Regions from separate parts of the Homo sapiens genome. Here region 2 is linked to region 1. A link is a loop called in an ENCODE intact Hi-C map of the cell type or tissue named here. Cell type or tissue: endothelial cell of umbilical vein. All regions are shown on one strand.

Region 1 (8,000 bases):
TAGCTTGAGATGAGCGCAGGGGATGGAGGCTGCAGACTGTGATTGCACCACTGCACTCCAGCCTGGGTGACAGAGAGAGACCCTCTTTCAAAAAAAAAAAAAAAAAAAAAAAGAAAGAAAGAAAGAAAAGAAAAAAATGCATTTAATCTAGAATTTTGTGATGATGATGAAGTACCACTTGGGGAAGCCCAAGAGTTAAGATGGTAGGGTTCACAAGAAGTATCAGGTAATAAAAGTTTACAGAATCCGCACTAGGCTCCTTTGCCATTTAACTAATTTATCTGATTGTGACCAACTTGGGATATTGGAAGATATAATGACCTCCAATGTGAAATATTACAAGGGAAGCAATTCACATAGTCTACATGAAAATTCCAATACAAAGGTTATTGGCACTGCATTTCTTTACTCAGAGGAAGCTCTTCCTCATTTCAAACTAGGTTTCTTGTACCTCAGACCTATTTTCACTTGATCAGTCCTGAATCGAAAGAAAGCACAGCTGGTCACATCTCTACTCAATAGCCATGACAACCCCTTAGATTTTGTAAGCCTCTGGCTGTTTCTACATGACATCAAAAACAGGATACAAAAAGGAATATTCTTGAGGAAAATGGTGATTTCATCAGGCCAGAGTTGCTCAATAGCAGTGCAATGGAAATTTTGGGCCACACAATTATTTGTTAGGAGGGGCTATCCTATGCATTATAAGGCATTTAGCAGTAAGTATTCTTGTATATGATGCCGGTACTACCTTTGCATTTTTTACAATAAAAAATGTCTGCAGACATTATCAAATGCCCCCTGGAGGGCAAAAATTGGCCACCCTCCAGTGAGAACCATGTATTATTGTTTGAGGGACAACTACTCAGTCACAATTGGCAAGGGGCATGTTTACATGCCAGACAAGGTCTTGATGTCCCTTCAGCTGATCAGTTGGGTACACCTAATATGGAACTGTTAACAGTTAACATATAGACCGTGATTCATTTGCCTGCTTTGTAACAGAATTTCTGAAAAATAATCCCAAGAGTTTTAAGCTATTAACTCCTAGTTAACACTTAGAGAGGCACATGTGACCCCAGAGACATGTGAACACACACTTAAATCCTATCAGCGATGCATATTTAAAAATTAATCATCCTCTCTGATTGAAGAATTTTTTTGTTAGCACTAAAATATAAAATCCCTACACTGACATATTAGTAAAGGGAGGAAGGGAGGCTCACATTTGTTGGGCCACTATTGTTTTACATGCTTTACATATATTAACGTATTTAATATTCATATCAATGCTATTAAGCCACTAGTATTATTCCAATTTCATTAAAAGATGAAGAAGTTGAGACTTAATAGGTTTAAATGAATTGTCCAATATGAGACTATAGGAAATGACTGACGTATGCATCCATCTTAGATCTAACTCCAAAGCCAACATTCTCTCTCCAGTATTATGGAAAAGTATTTTATTCAGAAAGTCAAAAAAATAACATGCCAAAAGTCTTTCTTGAAGATTCTCATTTGTGAAGGAAAATATTACATGAGATAAAATTAAAATCACTTTGCTTATAAATAATAGTTCTTAAAATATAAAAAGAACATTTACAGGTCTGAATGATATGATAATGAACACACATTTTAAGAATTGAAATTTAGAACCATTTAAAATAGAAAATGAATTCTTAGCCAAAATATGCACTCCTGGAAAATAAAAAAGGAACATAACCAAAAGGCATTGAAACTAAATCACTTCCTGAGCCATAATGAGCTTAGGTTTTTAATCAGACTAATGAGAAAAGATCTGTAATTCAGCATGGCTCATGAGTCATACCATAAAGTCTCTCCCTACAGTTTCATGGCAGGCCTTGATGTATCATTCATTAGGTACTGGAAAAGTAACATTTTCAAGAACACAATGAACTGCAGACAGACAGGAAAAACAATGAGGAAGCAGCCCTGGTCCTCCCTTCCAAACTGCCCTTTACTTCTATCAGTGTGCTCTCATTCCCTCATCTCCAAGCTGTGATTACTAGCTCTGGTCTGTATTAATTTGTTGAATCATCGATGGCCTTGGAAGTCTTGATCCTCAAGACCCATATAATAGAAGTGTAGGATGGTAATGAAACTCTAGTGGGGAAAACACGCAATCAATTAACTCTCAATTACGTGCCCTCCCCCCACAACCACCTGCAGGAGATAAAGACATAGATTTTTAAAAACTCACTGATACTTCTCTTTAAAAGGTCTGTGCAATATGACCTCAAATGTTCTAAGTATGCATCATCTGTGAGTGGGAAAAGCATGGAACTAGTGGTCTGGATGTGAAAATGTACCGTACCTGAGCAATTCCTGTAATTTAAAGACTAAGATAATGCAACTACAAACTGAAGCCAAAAAGGATCTAGGAAACCCGGAAGACCTCCTGGAGGGAGAACCAGTAGGTTAAGAGAATCTTTAAAACTGAAAGATAGGTACAACAGAGACATATGATATAAAAGCAAAAGACAGAGTTTGGCATGAAAAGATATGAAGTACTATTGGGGTCCACTACGTTTTAGCTGAGTGACCCAAAAGGCAAGTCTAAATTTCCCCAAACCTCAATTTCTCCTTCTGTAAATAGGGATAATGAGAATCCTATTTCACAGGTTTCTTTTAATAAAATGTAATAATGCATCTGAAATAAAATGAAAATTCATTTTACTTTTTATATTTACAGGTATTATTTTATAATTAAGCTTTATTGAGTATACTTTTATTATAAGAGGCATGGCCGTCCTCTCACTATTTAGCAGATACTCGGCTTTTCTATCAAGCTTTCATGTATTCTATAAGGCCGGAGAAGAAAGTTTTTTTCTAATAAACTTGTCTGATTCCTGGAGCAGTCCAACCACAATCTTTTCTTTTTTTTAACTCCCTCCCTCCTCTTCTGCTTTTGCTCTCCCTCTGCATTAGTTTGTTCTCACACTGGTATGAAGAAATACCCGAGATTGGGAATTTATAAAGGAAATAGGTGTAATTGACTCACAGATCCATCTTGCTGGGGAGGCCTCAGGAAACTTGCCATCTTGGCAGAAGGCAGAGGAGAAGCAGGCATCTTCCTCACTGGGTGGCAGAACAGAGTGAGAGTGCAAGAGGGAAATGCCAGACACTTATAAAACCATCAGATCACCTGAGAACTCACTCACTATCACAAAAATACCATGGGGAAAACCACCCCCATGATTCAATTACCTCCACCTGGTCCCACCCTTGACACGTGGGGATTTATGAAGACAACAATTGCAGGCGAGATATGGGTGGAGACACAAAGCCAAACCATACCATTCTCCTTCTTCTCCTTCTCTTCTGTGTCCTAACTCCCATCCTCCTCCTCTTTTCTCTTTTTTCTTCTCTCTTTTTTTCCTCATTTGCAAATTCTTTATTTTCTTGGTTGATGCTCCAATGTTCTTTCAGATTCCTGCCTCCCTCCCTTGGAAACCTCTTCCAGGGCTGTAAACTTAGCTGTAATTACAGTCATGGCCATAAGGGAGCAGCAGAATGCAAAGGAGCATCGCTGGAGCCTGGAGAAAGCTCAATAGGAGAGCCCAGCTAAAGCACGAGCCTGGGCCACCAGCTCCTCTGAGAAGTCCCTGACATCTCAGAAGCCACTGTGGGACAGTGGCAAATGAACAGTTATTAAAGTTAGAAAGACTAGGAGTTTGAATTATTTTTCAACTGTGTAATCTTTGGAGATACTTAATCTCTCTGCCTTGGATTTCATTATTTAAAAGATTAGGATGATATCATCGAGATAATTTTGTAAAACATTTTGTGTGCAAAACAACAAACATGGTGGCTGAGTCATAAAAGATATTTAATGAATATTTCCTTTTCTAATTTTTCACTATCACACTTGTGTTGAATTTGGCAATCTTCACTTCAGGCCAGCCTAACTCAATTTACCAATCTGCGGACACACCTACACACCCAGGTAGCTTACCAGCTGCCAATCAGCCCAATATACCTCCATTTCCAACTCCACTTCTATAGACTTTGGGTCTTCTCCACAATTAACTCTGACCTACCAAATGACAAGGAGTCAGCTTTCTAACAATCTTGGATCAGATATACAGTAAACAGCAAGAAGACTAGTGTGATAGGGTGGCTCTTATATAGCCCTCAGTGACCCCACCTGTTGTTACTCAGGACCTAGTGTCATGCTTTCCCCTAGAGTAACTATCTTGTAACCAATAAAATACAGCAACATTGAGAGGATGTCCCTTTTCTACTTAAGTCACAAAAGATGCTGACTTTGTCTTGCTTGTGGATTCTCTCTCTCTCCCTTGTCTCATTAGCCTTGATGAAACAAGGGGCGTGTTGGAGAGGCCTATGTGGCAAGAAACTGAGGGTAGCTTCTTGCCAACAGCCAGCAAGGAATGGAAGCTCTCAGTGCAACAGCGCTTATGAAACTGAATCCTCTTAACGACCACGTCGGTGAGCTCGGAAGTGGATTTTTCTCCATCTGAGTCTTCAGGTAACACTTTTGTATTGCCTGACATGTTTACAGCCTTGTGAGAGACCTCAAAGCAGAAGACCCAGCTAAGCTATGCCCAGATTTCTACTTTGCAGAAATTGCAGATAAAAAAATGTGCATTCTTTTAAGTTGCAATATTTTAAAGTAGCTTGTTGCACAGCAATAGATAACTAATAAAATTAGTAAAAGAAGTTGAGATGAGATCAAAGTATATAAGGGAGTCACATTATGTAGGACCTTATATGCCATAGCAAATAAATTGAATTTTATTTCAAGTACAATGGGAAAACAGTGGGGATTATTCAGCATAAGACAAATATGCTCTAAATACATTTTAGAAAGATTTCACTGGTTGCTCTGAGATGATTAAACTGTGTGGGACTTGTTTCAGTGGTATTTTGCATGTCTTCTTACCAAAAAGAAAATAGTTTATTCTGTCTTCAGAGGAAATAGAGGCACTCTTTATCTTCTCTTTAATCATGCTCAGAAATAGAAAAACTTTTGTTATCTTTGGAATAATCTATGGCAGGATCAAAAAATCCAGTTTGGGAAATTTTTTTCAATTAAACTGTTTTTTGTATGAAAATGTAGTTTCACATACTATTGTAAGAAATAATATAGAGTGACCTCATATACTCTTCATCTAATTTCTCCCAACGCTAACATCTTGAACAACAGCAAGATGATATCACAACCAGAAAATTGGTATTTTTACAATCCACTGATCTTATTCAGACTTTATTAGACTTATATACATTCAAGTGTGTATTTAGTTCTATGAAATTTTATTACATGTGTGTATTTATGTAACCATCACCACAGTCAAGATAAAGAATAGTCTCTTCTCAGTAAAGATCCTCTGTGCTACACTTTTATAGCTATACTCACTACTTATCTTTTCCCTCCCCCATCCATAATCCCTGGCACCCAGTAATCTATTCTACTTTATAATTTTTCATTTCATGTATGTTATATAAATAGATAGCATGTGATCATGTGTAGCTCTTTAAATATTTTTATTTTTATTTTTTTACTCAGCAGAATTCCCTTGAAATCCATTAAAGTTACTGTGGTTTTAACAGTCTGTTCTTTTTATGGCTAAATAGTTAAGTAGAAATTCACGGTATGGATGTAACATGGTATGTTTAACCATTCACACATTGAAGGGCATCTGGACTGTTTTCGGTTGTGGGCTATTAGGAATAAAGCCATTGTGAACATTCCTGTATTTTTTGCAAGTGCTAAATTTTTATTTCTGTGGCGCAAGTGCAAAGCAATTTCTGGGCTATATGTAAATTGCATGTTTAGTTTTATAAGAAATTGCCAAATGATTTTCCAGAGTGGATATTCAATTTTACATTCCCCCAGCAAAGCATAATCCAGTTTTTCTTTATCCTCACCAGCATTTGCTTGGTTTATTATTTTTCCATTTGGATATGTTTATAGTGATATCTAATTGTGGTTTTTATTTATATTTTTCTAATGGCTAGTGATGTTGAACACCTTTTCAAGTGTTTATTTGCCATCTGCCTATTCTTGTCAGTGAAATGTCTGCCATGTATTCCACCCATTATCTAATTGAATTGTTTTTATATATTGTTCTGTATATCTTCCTAGACATGACTACTTTGTCAGATACGTGGTTTGTAAATATTTTATTTTAGTCTATAGCTTTTATGCTCCCAGCAGGTTATTCCATAGAACAAAAGTTTATAATTTTGATGAGGTCCAGTTTAACATTTTCTTTCTTTATCAGATATGATTTTCTCTCTTCTAAAAACTCCTTTCCAGCTCTAGATACCAAATATTTTCTTCTGTCTTTTTTTTCTACCAGTTTTTTAGTTTCATATTTTACATTTAAGTCCATGATCCATTTTGAGTTAATTTTTATGAGATATAAGGTTTAGGATGAGATTCATTTCTTTTTGCCTATGAATGTTCAATTGCTCCAGCCAGCATCATGTGTTGAAAAGTTTGTTCAGCTAAAGCAGTTCAACTGTTAAAAAAAATCATTTGGTAGATATCTACATTAAGAAAAAATAAAGTTATACTCCTACTTAAAACAATATGCAAAAATTAATTCAAAATGGATAAGAGACCTAAACATAAAACTTGAAAATATAAAAATTTTTGAAGAAAACACAGGGTAAATGTTAATCTTCATGATTTTTGATTAGTCAGTGTTTTCTTAGATGTGACACAAAAAGCACAATTACAAAAAAAGATAAATTTAATCAACATTAAAATGTTGTCCTTCAAAGGACATCATCAAGAAATATGAGGACAACACACAGAATGTGAGAATATTTCTGCAAATCATTTGGTAAGAGATTTATATCTTCAAAATATAAAGAACAGTAACATCTCAACAACAACAACAAAAAACCCACTTTTAAAAATAGGAAAAGTTGACAGTGGGGTGTTAAAGTCTCCCATTATTAATGTGTGGGAGTCTAAGTCTCTTTGTAGGTCACTCAGGACTTGCTTTATGAATCTGGGTGCTCCTGTATTGGGTGCATAAATATTTAGGATAGTTAGCTCCTCTTGTTGAATTGATCCCTTTACCATTATGTAATGGCCTTCTTTGTCTCTTTTGATCTTTGTTGGTTTAAAGTCTGTTTTATCAGAGACTAGGATTGCAACCCCTGCCTTTTTTTGTTTTCCATTGGCTTGGTAGATCTTCCTCCATCCTTTTATTTTGAGCCTATGTGTGTCTCTGCACGTGAGATGGGTTTCCTGAATACAGCACACTGATGGGTCTTGACTCTTTATCCAACTTGCCAGTCTGTGTCTTTTAATTGCAGAATTTAGTCCATTTATATTTAAAGTTAATATTGTTATGTGTGAATTTGATCCTGTCATTATGATGTTAGCTGGTGATTTTGCTCGTTAGTTGATGCAGTTTCTTCCTAGTCTCGATGGTCTTTACATTTTGGCATGATTTTGCAGCGGCTGGTACCGGTTGTTCCTTTCCATGTTTAGCACTTCCTTCAGGAGCTCTTTTAGGGCAGGCCTGGTGGTGACAAAATCTCTCAGCATTTGCTTGTCTATAAAGTATTTTATTTCTCCTTCACTTATGAAGCTTAGTTTGGCTGGATATGAAATTCTGGGTTGAAAATTCTTTTCTTTAAGAATGTTGAATATTGGCCCCCACTCTCTTCTGGCTTGTAGGGTTTCTGCCGAGAGATCCCCATCAAGCTACCAATGACTTTCTTCACAGAATTGGAAAAAACTACTTTAAAGTTCATATGGAACCAAAAAAGAGCCCGCATCGCCAAGTCAATCCTAAGCCAAAAGAACAAAGCTGGAGGCATCACACTACCTGACTTCAAACTATACTACAAGGCTACAGTAACCAAAACAGCATGGTACTGGTACCAAAACAGAGATATAGATCAATGGAACAGAACAGAGCCCTCAGAAATAATGCCGCATATCTACAACTATCTGATCTTTGACAAACCTGAGAAAAACAAGCAATGGGGAAAGG
Region 2 (8,000 bases), 1.3 Mb after region 1:
AATCTCCCTTTTGCCCTATAATATAACATAATCATAGGAATGATATCTTCACAAGTTCTGCCCACACTCAAGGGGAAGAGATTATTCTAAGATGTGGGTCACTGGGAGGTCATTTCAGAATTCTGCCTACCCCAGCATTCCACCATACACAATCAATTCGCATTTCAATCGATAACAGTAACTTGCATTCATACTGGTTTTCTATAACTTACAGAATTGTTAAATAGGCCAAAGAGAAAAAAAAAAGGCAAAGACAGCCTGGATGGGTGAGCCATTAATTCTTGTTTTCCCATTTGAAAGTTTTTCATAATTTTTTGACACTTGTTATGCAAGAAAAGAAATATAATCCATAACACAGCACATGGCTCACTTTGATCGATATTTAGGTAACCACTGAATATCTATGTAACCAAAACTTGTGGTGTAGCTATATGTGGAGAATGAGAATGAGGGACTCAAGATGGTGGGGGCAGGCTGGTGGGGCAAAAGTGAAAATCTTCCTCTTTCATAGTAGCAAGTCAACAGGTAATGCCTAAACTGGAAAAATAGAATTCGGACATAAAGTGAAGAACGTATTGTTTGGAAATATGATGGTGAATACAAAGAAATAGCTTTAAGACTTGCCTCTGAAAAGTGGGAATGGGGGCAATGAGTGGTAGGGCAGAGGACTGCTATATTTCATGTGTAGACAATGCATAAGTAAAGCCTGGATGTGAAGAAGCAGAGAGAGTGAGAACGATGTTTTACCTACCTTATACTTTACCATACTTTACCTTTGTTTCTGACATTTCTATGCAGAGCTGAAGGGACCTTTATCATCATGGCTGGGAAATCCCAAGCCATGGGTAGAATTATCAGTTGGTTAGGGACACAGCTACTACAGTTGTCCTTATTTCAGACAAGATGCAATGACATATCTCCTTTGCATTTTCAGTGATCCTCTTGAGGATATGACTCAGGGAAAAGAAGAGAAATGACAACGAAGGAGGTAGAAATACTTATCGCACAACTATATGTTGGGCATTTTATGATGATATCTCATTTAATGCTGTTAGCAATCCTGTGAGGTAGAAAATATTGTCATCATTTTGCAGAGGAAGAATCTGAGGTTCAGAAAAGTGAATAATTAATAATATGAACAACAATATTAGTTAACATTTATTAAGTACTTACTAAGTGCCAGGTACTGTGCTAAGCAGCTTGGATTACAAGGATTATTTCAAATCATCCCCATAGGAACCTCTGAGATGGGTACTAGTTCCCATTGGGCAGAGGGGAAAATTGGAGCTCAGAAAGCTCTCAGCTCACATAGCTGAGAGCATCAGAGTCAGATGGTCCTCACCTTTCACTTTTCACTTTTCATATGAGACACAGAAGAAGGTTGCTTTCTGTCAGGCAAATGAGCCTCCCTTAAGAGTGGGGAAAACAACCTGTCTAACCCTACTGTATATGGTCTTCCCATTTCATTTCTAGCTATGTGTCTTGGCCTCAATGACTACTTGTTAGTTGGTTTTGCAGAATAACCAAAGAGCTGCAAAGACTAGGCATAGTCCTTATAAGGACATTTCTTGTTTTCCTCCTCCTGGAATCCCTACCCCTTTCTCCTAGTAATAGCACCCTGATTTCCAGTTGAAGACTCACTCTTCTTCTATTAAGGAGGGTGTTGCATAACCTAGACTTTTCCAGTCCAAATTTTCTAACCTTCTGGCTACAAGGATTGATTCAGAAATGGTCACTATGACCAGGGACTTTACTGGAAACATTGAGAATAAGATGCTGTCTTTCTGCTGGTCTTAAAAAGATCACTAGATGTGGTTGGAATCAAGCCTGGGAATCTGGGGACCAGAATATGCAGAAAATTGCCTGAGAATAAAAACCTGGGAATCTGGAGGCCAGAATATGAAGAAAATTGCCTGAGAATAAAAACCTACCTGGGGAAAAACAGAGGCAAGAAGATTAAGTTCTTAAGATCTAGTTGAAGTATCTGGTTTCAGCTTTGTCTAATGATTCCATTGATAAACTTCCTTCTATTATGTGGGGTGGTTATTTGTTCCCCAGCCATAATCTGGGAAGCTCTTTGAGCTTGGGATTACCAAGGAATGTAATCCTTGGTAAGGGAGAAGGAAGCTACATAGATCAAGACAAGGAAACTGGGGATTAGTAGGAAGAGAAAGGAAACCCTAAGGTGTGCTTTGTTTTCTACAAAGGTAAAAATTTTAATTTTCCTTAAAATATTCTTAGCTGCCTAGAAGAAGCTGAGAATGTGGTGGCTCCCCAGAGTCATCACTATATTTTTTCCTTTTTTTCAGCCATATTTATTGCATGGAGGTTCCTCAACAAACTGAAAATAGGATTACCATGTGATCTAGCAATTCCACTTCTGGATATATATTCAAAAGATTTAAAACCAGTGCATTGAAGAGATATCTGCACTCCTATGTACAATTTAGGCATTATTCACAATAGCCAAGTTATAGAATCAACCTAAGTGTTTATCAACAAATGAATGGAGAAAATGTGGCATATATACACAAAGATATACTTCTCAACCTTAAAAAAAGAAGGAAATTCTATCATTTTCAACAAGATGGGTGGATCTGAAGGACATTATGCTAAGTGAACACTATGCTAAACCAGGAACAGAAAGTCAAATAATGCATGTTCTCACTTACAGAGGAAATCTAAAACAATCAAACTCACAGTAGCAGAGTAGAATAGTGGTATATTCCTTTCTACATGTTATATGTATACAATGTATCCACATTGTATACATATAACATCACTTTGTACCTTATAAATATACACAATTATTTGTCAATATATAGTAGGGAATTTTTTAAAATTAAAATTTGCATTTCTAACAAGTTCTTAAGTAAGACTGCTACTACTGCTCAAGGGACCATATTTTGAATTACACTGTGCTAGGTAGGAGTAATCAACAACGTAGGGCAATCTGGGACTAGTTCTTTGCTTCCAAACCTAAACAGTCACAGTAATAACCTGGTGTGGTAATTGGCAGATCACCCAGGGATGGAACCACTAAGTGAGGAAGCTGGCTTGGGGAAAATCTCACCATAGCTGATGGGTAGAAATTCAATATCTGTTTGAAATGAAATCAGTCTGAGTCTTGCTTCTCTATACATCAAGAGGGAGCAAAAAGCTAATAACCTGGGAAAACTGTGCATAGAAAGTATACATGAAAAATATATACCTCTACATATATATGTATACATATAGGTACATGTGAATTGATTCTTTGGTATCACCAGAAAGAAACCCTTAATAACCAAAATACTTTTTGTTTTTATGGTAGTCTTTCCTGAAGAATTTGAAAGTTGCTGACAGAACCCATTAATCTTTCAAAACCTCTAAGGGGCTTCTGAGTGTTGCTTGATTCATCTTTCCAATTTTTTTTTTAAACATACAGATACTAGGTTTTTCTCTTCGGTTCTATAAGACAGAAAACTTTTTGCTGTGTCTCCTACACTGTATGTTTCCTTTTGCTTTCAAATGACCCAGCTTGAAAGCCTACAAACCATAGTTTGCAGATCCTAATTTAAATATTTATTTCAGATTTTTTTCCATGAATTGAAATTTGATTTCTTCACATTCCCAGTTCTCATTTCCACATAATTCTGCCTACTGAATGCATAATAAAAATGCATTTTACAAAAGCTTCTTTTTGAGAGTTAAAAAATCTTGACACCTATTAGACGTCTATCTTGTAGACTAAGAAGAGAGTGACTGTCCATCAGAAGCTGCCAGCTTCATCCTCTTTGGAAAAGTTTGAACTATAATATTTCAAAACTCAAGAGTGTTGAGTGTGGACAGACAATAAAAAGACCCAGGACCCAAGAGTTGGCAAGAGAATAAAATCTACGCAACAGAGCAATTCCTTATGATGAGTTGTAAAAATAATACAATGGATCAAATGCTTTGTACCACAAGGTTTTTTCACACCCTCCAGGGAAATTGCCAAACTTACTTAAAAACATGGTAAATTGAAGTTGGTTATATCCATCCCCTTCACAAACATTTCTCTCACTGCTTCTAATCTCACACAGATGTGGCAAGAGCATCAAAGATTGGGTTTGACACATTTGGACCTACTTAAAAAGAAAGCTGAAATTTAAAATATTTTTGAATTTGTGCCACCTACTGGCAACTGGAAGTGATAGAATTGAGCACCGTGTAATCACACTTCCTGGTTGAGGCTGGTTGTGGTCTTCATCTGGGGGATAGCTAATTAACACATGCTTTAACTGGTCTTTAGCACATGTAGCTGATTTAGTGAGAAAACTGTGGATTGAATTATTTGGAGGCTAGTTTCCAGGCCTTGGAGCAACTCTTAACGATTCCTGCCTGGTAAACCTGATTACAAAGTGAACTTGGCATTTTGGGATTCCCTTCCTTGTTGATGTGAATCATAAGGCTTCAGTGTTGTTGAGAGCTGGTGTTCAGATGGCCCTGTTGTTTGTCCACTGTTGCATAAACTTCACAGGCAAGACCCATGTGTTTGTAGGTGTAATTCTAGAAGGCAGATAGTGTATATTTGTGGACTGTGCAAAATGAATCTGAGTATTGATTTGTATGGCATCTGGAATACATTCTGGAAAGTTCTTACGGGGACAATGTGTAATGATTTGGAATTGCCACCCTGGTGCACACAGCCAGGATAGTGGGGGAAGATCTTTCAGCTTGAATTATTAACTAGTTTCTGATGATAATTTTGACAGCCTAAACCTAAACTAGGTTCTTGGATAATCTCTCCAAATCCATACTTTAACAAAATAACCTACATGCAGCATCATCCTTGTCTTAACCTTGTAACTCCCCTGGCCCTGTTTTGTCATTTCTTAGTGTGCCGAACTTTACTTCAAAAGGTTCATTTCATTCCAAGGGGCAACCAGAGAGGGATCAAAGACTTTACTTCATTTTGCAAAGGCCAGCCTGGAAAGTTTATTACGCTGGGTCAATCTCTCTTTGAAGATTGCTATCTGTGGGTGTGAAACCTGAGTCCCTTGAAAGACAGATGAGAAAAGCTCTGGGGCAGCCACCAGACAAGAAGGTGTCATTTATACCAAGATTGGAAAGCAACGTCAGAGACGTTGGAGAAGATCAAAAAGTTGAAGGTGCGTTGGACATATGGCAAAGAGTAGCGACCATCTGGAAAAGTGGATATTGTAATGGGACAGGCAGCAATCAAAGGAGAGTTGAAATTTTAAAAAGGAATGAAATGAAAGAAAAGAGAAAAGAAAGAAGAAGGAAGGAAGGAAGGAAAAGAAAGAAAGAGAAGGAAAAGAAAGAAAGAAAGAGAAAGAAAAGAAAGAAAGAGAGGAAAGAAAGAGAAAGATGGAAGGAAGGAAGGAAGGAAGGAAGGAAGCGGGGGAGGGAGGGAGGGAAGGGAGGGAGGATGGAAAGAAGGAAGGAAGGGAATTAAAGGCCAAGAAATACATTGAGTGATAGACCAGTAAGCATGTTGAAAAATGAGGGCTGTTATAGTGACAGAACCAGCTCTAGGGTTAAGCCATACTCAGTTTCTTTTACTTCTGCAAACGTGGTATGCTCTCTGGTTTCTATGCCTTCATGCATGCCCTTCTCCCAGCTGGAATATTGTTCTGTTCCTGACCTCTCTGCATTTTCTTTTCACTGAACCAACTCCTCCAACTTATGTTGAGATGTCAGCTTAAGTCTTTCTTTCTCTGGACAGTCCAGGAAAGTCCCCTTTAGACCTGAGTTACTCCAGCTCTCATGGTAGAGTGCTTACTTCCTTTGTCATAGGACTTTTCATACTTCCTCTTATTGTTTAACACCTTTCTTTCCTGAGAGCCCTATGCTCAATGACAGTGGGAACTTGTCTGCCTTGTTCTCCTCACCACTACAACCTCAGCACCCAGCATGATACCTGTAGTATGGTAGGTTGTTACTTCTCATTTCTGGAATAAATGAATAAAAACAGCTCAAGGGGACCGGCCAAGGTATTCCTTGTGAAAGAGCATTCTATCAGTTTACCATTTCTGGAACAAGTTCCTTTCCATTGGGTGGGCAGAGATGAAGACTGACACCATCTTGATGCCTCACATTTTGTAACTGCAGTAGAACACGAGGTCAAAGACACTGGCGATTTTAACAAATCATGACTGCCCTCTCTTCCTTCCAGCTGGAACAAGGCTATTCCTTCAAATATGTCAAACTTTGCTGTTTTTGCGTATGTTTGGAAGTGTATGGCATCAAATCCTATCATGTACCAATCAGAGTAGATAAGCATGGTCTCAGTCATCTTCTCCAGAAAATATACTCTATTTTCAAGTGAAATCTCTCCTTAGAGCTCCAACAAAGGGATGAGATATTTTGCTAGTATAGCTTTATATTAAAAATTTAGATCAGATCATTTACCAGATTTAAGGTCAACAAGAGGAAGGCAAGTTGAGGCACTGGTGTTTTGCTGTGTGTTAATGTTGATATGGGACAGTTTTGAGTGTGTATCCTTTTGTAAATTGCAGTTTTTAATATAGTTTAGAGTATATTTAAAATTAAATACATACCAAATTTTGGGGAACCTCTGTAGTACTGATTTGAAAAACACCTCTAAGCAAGACACAATTCTAAATGTTTTGCCCATATCAACTCTTCTACTCTCCAGAACAACCCCATTAGGCCCATATTAGTACCTGACTTTATAGATAAGGACACCGAGGCACAGAGAGGCTGAGTAATTTACTAACTCACAGCTGGTAAGTGGTGTAACCAGGATTCGAATGCAAAAGTCTGACTCCATTTATTCATTCTTTTAACTAATATTTAATGTGTGTCTACTATGTGCCATGCACTGTTCTGGGCTGTAGGCACACAGCAATGAACAAAACACAAAAATCCCTGCCCATGGAGCTTCCTGTTCTGGTGGAGCTCCATTCCAGCATCCTCGTTCTTACTCATTACTACTGCACTCCTTCTGTCACTGGTTGCCTTCGACTCTATGGGAGAAAGGCAGGGTGATATGAGGGTGAGAGTCAGGAAGAGACAATTAGGCTGAGACTAGGAAGGTGAATAGGAGTTGGCAAAGAAGGCAGGGTGGGGAAGGCCTTGTAGGCACAGGAAACAGGTGAATTGTGGAGCTGAGTGGCATCCTCAGCATCATACCACCCTCCTCCTCATTGTCCTAGCCCAGAAAAGGGGTCAAAACCTTTGGTGAAATGGATTGCTGGGGAGCTTCTTATTTGACAAAGATTAATCAACCCGCCCCAATTTCTTTCCTCCTCAGTGTCCTTGCTGCTGTCCACCATTGTCCCTCGCCTTGCCTCCTACATCCTGCCTGTTCTACTTTGATGTCTAACTAAATCAATTTCCCCAACTCTTAGTTTTCCTGCTTCCTTCCCCAGCCCCAACCCCAATTCCTATCCCACATACTCTCCACACAAGTAGTATGCAACTCTCTACATACTCACCCATGTGTTCTCAGATTAGATGTGTCTTCACTCATTCCTGTAACATTTATTGAGTGCCTGCAATGTGCCAGGCACTGATTCTAGTGCTGGGTCCGTGTGGGAGGCTGAAAAATAGCTCCCCCAAATATATCCATGTGCTAACCCCTGGAATCTATAAATGTTACCTTACATGGCAAAAATACTAGAGATGTGATTAAGTTAAGGTTGCTGAGATGGGGAGATTAGCCTAGATTCTCCAGGTGGGCCTTAAATGCAATGATACGTATCCTTATAAGAGAGAGACAGAGGGGGAGATTTGACACACATGGAGGAGAAGGAAAGGAGAAGACAGAGCAGAGAGAAACCTGAAGATCCTGGCCTTGAAACCTGGAAAGTGACACAGCCACAAGCCAAGGATTTCTGGCAGTCCTCAGAAACCGGAAGAGGCAAGGTACAGATTCCACCTTAGAGCCTCAGGAGAGAGTGTGGCCCTGGCTGTTACCTTGATTTTAAATCCAGTGATATGGATTTTGGATTTCTGGCCTCCAGAACCATGAAATAATAATTTTCTGTTGT

The links. A loop is a pair of places that touch in the nucleus more often than their neighbours do. Peaks named below come from ENCODE experiments on the same cell type or tissue, not always from the same donor. Only the 100,000 strongest peaks of a DNase experiment are listed, where the experiment ranks them.
Region 2: it touches region 1 in a loop (2.9-fold over the local background); 4 of 110 quality-filtered maps call a loop at or near these places.

Annotation. Positions count from the first base shown.
Region 1 is chr11:29,155,291-29,163,290 of GRCh38, reverse strand. No RefSeq gene overlaps it. Among named protein-coding and RNA genes, the nearest start is that of LINC02742, 260 kb to the right of the region's middle. In endothelial cell of umbilical vein, a CTCF peak has its summit at 3,534; DNase peaks (open chromatin) are centred at 1,900 and 3,540; H3K27ac peaks cover 1,241 bases.
Region 2 is chr11:27,835,856-27,843,855 of GRCh38, reverse strand. No RefSeq gene overlaps it. Among named protein-coding and RNA genes, the nearest start is that of BDNF, 140 kb to the right of the region's middle. In endothelial cell of umbilical vein, a CTCF peak has its summit at 4,148 (motif pointing left); no DNase peak of the experiment used is centred here; H3K27me3 peaks cover 1,326 bases.